Linked DNA regions of Homo sapiens: region 2 is linked to region 1. Evidence: chromatin contacts called from ENCODE Hi-C data. All regions are on one chromosome and are shown on one strand. The core of a region is the stretch at or near the end of the contact, and the rest is flanking DNA. Distances in the headings are between cores, read along the strand shown.

Region 1 (2,774 bases), core at 148-2,647:
CCTCACCAGGCGGTGAGTTCCTTAAAGGCAGCACCATCACCTCTAAATCTCAGCACATAAGACATACCTGGTACACAGCAGGGACTTCGTAAGCTTTGTTAATGAATGACCCAGGGATCTGCTCTAGATCGTATCTCCTAAGTGGAGATACAATGAGGACTTTTCTCACCTCATTGTCTCATCTGCAAAAAATATGCTTGCACAGTGATCTGAAATGTCCTTTTCAGTGTTTAAAAATTTTACAAAACTATTTTATGTCGTGTAAACGGTTTTATAAATCCATTTCCTGCAGTGTTTTCATCTAGGAACCACAAAACTTTAGGAGCTGCATTGGTCCACCCTCTGTGACCAACTGTTTAGCAAAAAAGATCATAGTTCTTAATATGACCGGGATAAGGCTGATTTTCATCCTACCTACCTTAATTTCATTGTGGCAATAACAGAACTAGTGTTTTCAATACTGACACTATATCTTAATAAATAATTATATATTATTAGAACTTATATAAAACCAGGTTTGCTGGAAATCAGGTTCTCAGTTGCAAAAATGAGATCACCAAATCATTCGGTACTTTTTTTTTCTTGGTTTTCCTAAGCCCAGGCCAGGTTGCTAATTAGGTAACTTTTTATCATAATTACCTAGTCAGCCTTAATGGCTTCACACACTCTGCTCCGTTTCACTGGTCCTGTAGGGCCGCTTTTTCAATTGTTAAAACAGCTGCTGAGTTTCAAATCGGAGGAGGCTCGGTCTGCGCCGAGGGGGAAGCGCTCCCTGAGTGAAGGCTGTGATAGGCAGGCGTTCGGGTGAAAAGTGGGACATGAATGCACAGTTTGCACACTCTGCTTTCCGCCTCCAACCACCAACCTTCTGGATTTAACACGTCCCCCTCCCTGCCCCCAGATCAACCCCAGAGTTTCCCTCTATTGTGCACCCCGGTCTGCTTGACAGTGTGATGGTCCCGCGTGCGCGTCTCCTGGGTTTTGCAGCTTTGTCGGGGGCTCGGTGGGCCTCCTTCATTCTCCCCGAGTGGCGCTAAGGTTAGGACAGCAGCGTGTCCCTCGCGATGCCGCCCGCGAGGGTCCTGTTTGGGGAGCGCTGGGTCGCTGAGCAGGGTGGTGTGTGTGTGAGAGAAAGAGAGGGAGGGAGGGCTACAGGGAGAGAGAAAAGGAGGGAGAGGGTGTCTGTGTGTGAGTGTGTGTATGTGTATGAGTGTGTGTGTGTGTGTGTGTGTGTGCGTGCGCGCTGGCGCGCAGCGGGAGGGAGAGAAGGAGGGACGGAGGGGGAGGCAACGGGCAGAGGAGGGAGGGGGCGGGCGGGCAGCGGTGAGGCGGGAGGGGTTAGGGCTGGGAGGGGAAGAGACTCCGGGCTTCAGCAGTGACACTCGGGAGCGAACACACACTCCCCACTTCCAGCCGCGAGAGAGTGGAGCTAACTGAGCAGCGCACCCGCCACGGCCGCTGCCGCCCCGTGCGCCCGGCTCTCCCAGCACCCCGCGCGGCGCTCCAGCCAGGCGCCTGTGCGACTAGCGGCGGCCGGCGAAGCCCGCGCCAGCCCCGCGGGTCGCTGCGGCATCCTCCCGCCGCCCAGCCCCCGCACGCTCCCTGCAGTTTAAAAGGACCTCCCGCCGCTTCTCGGCGCTGCCCCGGGATTCCCCAGCCCCGCGCGGCTCCCTACTCCACTTCGCAGCAACTTCGGCGACCGCGCGCCGCCCGCCCTCGCCCGCCTTTGAAGTTTGCTGTGCCGACCGCAAAGTTGGGACACTTCAGCGGATTGAATTTTTCTCTTTTATCTGCCTCCGTCCCCGCCCTCCAGGCTTCTCGTTCCTGGATATTGGTGCTTAGCATCTTGGCAGGGTCCGGGGACGTGGACTATTTCGCACACCACACCACGGGGAGGGATTTTTTTCTATTTTCCCTACGAAAAACAGATCTTTTTAAGGTAAGTGGGGAGAGGAAAGCAATGCCCCAGAGACCCGACGCCTTAGCCCGCCACCCTGAGACCTAGCACAAGGAGCGTTCACGCCCGAAGGGTCATCCGAGATGGGGGCTCGAGGCACGCGCCCCCAAATCTTCAAGGCCCAAGAAGCTTCTCAAGGGCGCCCTATCCGTAGGAGCTGAGGGCATGAGGGGCAGGAGCAGGTTTCCCTCGTTTTTTTTTTTTTATTGTTGTTGTTGTTTGTTTGTTTGTTTGTTTTTAATTTAGCTGCTTTCGAAGCTGGGCGGCCCGGAGAGATGTGAGGAGGTGGACAGACAGCGCAAGGGCGGGGAAGACCTGGGACCCGGGAGCTCGGGGTGCAGTGGGGTCTGGGGAGCCGCGGAGCCTTTATCCCGGACTTAGCCTGGACACTTACTTTGCCCGCCTGCCAAGAGGGCTGTTGCCTCCCTTTCCAGGTTCATGCCCTCCGCCCGCCGCTAGGGAAAGTCTGCGGGACTGGGGTTTTGCAGAGGGCGTCTGCGTGTAGGGCGAAAAGCTAGAGGTCCAGGCAGCGCACGAGTTCTTGGTGGGCGTCTGGGAGCTGCGCAGCCGGGGCCGGGAGTTCGGTTGGCCCGACCCCCAACCGCTCTGGCTCCTCATTTGTCCTCTGCGTGGTAGGCGAGCATCGTTATAGAAACTTCCTTGGGCTGAGCGAGGTGGCCTGGGACCGGCTCATACTTTCTTCCGGAGAGCAGAGCGGCCACCGAGGTGACGCCCCCTACGGCCCCAGCCAGGAGACTCGGCTTCGTGCCCTCGTCCTGTCTGTGCGTGAGTTGGGGTTCGCTCTCACCCGCGCTAC
Region 2 (2,700 bases), core at 27-2,526, 82 kb before region 1:
TCTGTAATGAAAGGTCTTATTGGCCTAAGGATTATTCTCTTTTCCCTCTTTCTAATACAGAATGATGCAGGAATGAGCTTTGAGATATTTAGTATTGTTTTCTCACAATGAGAGTTTTTTCTTTTTAAGACTTTCAGCTATTTTTCTTAATCACTTATCCATCACCTAGTGACAGTATATAAGGACTTGCTTATCCTGCAGACCCATTTGTCTGATAATTGAAAGTAAGAATTGGGAATCCAGCACTTTGGGAGGCTGAGACGGGCAGATCACGAGGTCAGGAGTTTGAGACCAGCCTGGCCAACATAGTGAAACCCCATCTCTACTAAAAAATATAAAAAATTAGCCGGGCGTGGTGGCAGGCACCTATAATCCCAGCTACTAGGGAGGCTGAGGCAGGAGAATTGCTTGAACCTGGGAGGCGGAGGTTGCAGTGAGCTGAGATCACACCATTGCACTCCAGGCCGGGAGACAGTGTGAGAATTCGTCTTTAAAAAAAAAAAAAAGAATTGGGAATTTTGATTTTTTTTTTCCTGGGGTCACAAAATTTCTAAGATACTTCAGTAAATTCTGATAAAAGAAAGATTCCTTCAATCCTAATTCTAGTGTGCATCCAAAGAATATTGCTCAAATGGAACATTAAGTTTAAAGTCTTGCAGGTCCTGTTTTTATTGTATTTCAGAAGGGTGACCCCTCAATCTGCCTGCCATGGCTGATATATCAGAATTCCTACAATATCATCTCATTTGACTTGTACTGACTTTTATTTTCTTTTCTTGGTCTTAACTTCAGAAGGAAAAGGAACGCCTAAATGAAGAATTACATGAATTGAAAGAAGAGAATAAACTTTTAAAGGGAAAAAATACTCTTGCGAACAAGGAAAAGGAACATTACGAATGTGAAATAAAACGCCTCAATAAGGTATCAGTCAGGTCAAGCATGGGAGATTAAAATGAGAAGTCCCTGCATAAAACATTCTTACTGACAGTCGCAACAAAATCTAGGCTGCAGTGTGGGTCCCAGCCTTGGAGGCTTGCACAAGAAATTATCTGTGATTTTATAAATCACTCCTAGCTGCAGCTTTCAGTCATACTTGGCTAAGGAGGCTTTAGAGAATTTTTGTCCCTACAAAGATTCATCATGAGAAAGAGAAATGAGGAGGAATTACAGAGACAGTAAGAACATTTCTTAGTTTGAAGAACCACATAAAGCAAGTGGGTGTTTGCGAACAATAACGTATCTCTTGGTCAACCGCAAAAGCTTCCTCAGGAAACAAACTGCTCTTTAAAATGATCACTATGGAGTTGGGTGTGAAACACACTCTAAGGAAGCATGCTAAATGCAGAATCCAAGGCTGAGATGATAGCTCTCTCAAGTGCAAGCCTAAAACCTACTTTAAACCTACTTTAAAGTCAGAGAGAGGAAAAGTGTGCGTGTGTGCATGCAGGGGTGTGTGTGTGTGTGTGTGTGTTGTTTTATGGACTAGTTCATTCATGTTTTGGAGGAATGGGTCGCTAACTAGTTCAGGAAAAATAATCCTATACTGTTGACTTTTCCAAGAGCCAACCCATATGTGGAACATAGGAATGCGCTAGCACATGGTTGAGTTGAGATATGCCTCTCTCAACTAGATATTTCATGATAAAAGCAACAGAAATTGTCTTCTGAAACAAGAGTAGGTGATTGGACTTGAAACAGGTGCTCAAACCCTGTATTTTGGACCACATGCCCATGATTGTAGTTAACTGGTGTTCAGAGATGTTATTTAAAGATCCTCAAAGTATTAAGTATGTGCCTGCATAGTTGATAGGATGCTTTGCAAATGTGATCCTGTAGTAGATCTGTGTGTGGGACAAGTTATTCTTCAGGAGAAAATGGGAAAATGAGGATAAACTTCATAAACAATATACTTTATCCTCTAAGACAGAAAAACCATGCTCAGACATACAAATGCGGGGCAAAATCTATCTTTTCCCTTTTTTTCTTTTCCAGAAAATGTTGCACAAATGCATTAAAGGAACTATAAATAATTGAGATTATATTTAAAATCCTCCCATTTTTGATACCGTATTACAAGTTTTCTTACATTGTCTAGTTAATTTCCCTAAATGTAGACACAAAGATATAAACCTTGTAGATATTAGAACAGCCAAGAATGCTGTAGTTTTGCTCATGTCCATGTGCACTCTTCATGTTTGTGTATCCATATTTGTAGTTCACAGAAAATTGTTTCAAGTTAGAAAAATACAATTTTTCATCATTCCGGTGATTATATAATTTAATAATTCTACACGAAATTTTACATTTTAAAATTTTATGATTTTACAATTATAAAATCTCAATGAGAAAAAATAATTTGAGTAAAATCAGATCTTTATACAAATGTCACCTCTCAAAGATGACTTTTCTGGCTGTCCTAATTAAAATTACATACTATACTACTGGTATTTCCCGGTTTAATTTTTCCTTGGAATTTATTACTATCTAATGTATATATAATGTCTAACTTTTATGACTTTATTTGTTTTCTAGCTACTAATCTTGGTTGTTAGTTCCATGAAGGTAGGATTTTTGTGCCAACTCCTCCATTAGGCACCAGAGGCACAGTGGCCAGGCCTACAGTACTGTTAGGGACCCATAAGTATGTTTATGTTTAATTTCTCTTAAAATTAGAAGAAAAAATAAACTTTGGGGTTGAAA

The links. Hi-C counts contacts between places; a loop is a spot of excess contacts on that map. Pooled maps may share reads with other maps.
Region 2: a map of endothelial cell of umbilical vein shows a loop between it and region 1 (4-fold over the local background). The contact joins the enhancer-like site here to the promoter of NDNF in region 1. A Hi-C loop is called at or near these places in 2 of 168 maps with a recorded cell type or tissue (endothelial cell of umbilical vein and naive thymus-derived CD4-positive, alpha-beta T cell) and 6 of 50 pooled maps.

Annotation. Positions count from the first base shown.
Region 1 is chr4:121,071,158-121,073,931 of GRCh38, reverse strand. It overlaps NDNF (neuron derived neurotrophic factor), which reads left to right and starts at 1,397. Exons shown (of 4, transcript NM_024574.4): 1 at 1,397-1,939. NDNF-AS1 (NDNF antisense RNA 1) reads right to left here and starts at 2,570. Exons shown (of 3, transcript NR_187407.1): 1 at 2,352-2,570; 2 at 68-182.
Region 2 is chr4:121,152,772-121,155,471 of GRCh38, reverse strand. It overlaps TNIP3 (TNFAIP3 interacting protein 3), which reads left to right. Exons shown (of 11, transcript NM_024873.6): 5 at 793-921. Among named protein-coding and RNA genes, the nearest start is that of TNIP3, 10 kb to the left of the region's middle. Within about 2 kb of position 1,276, at least 3 of the 41 ENCODE cell types and tissues checked have a DNase peak (open chromatin) inside an H3K27ac peak, as active enhancers do.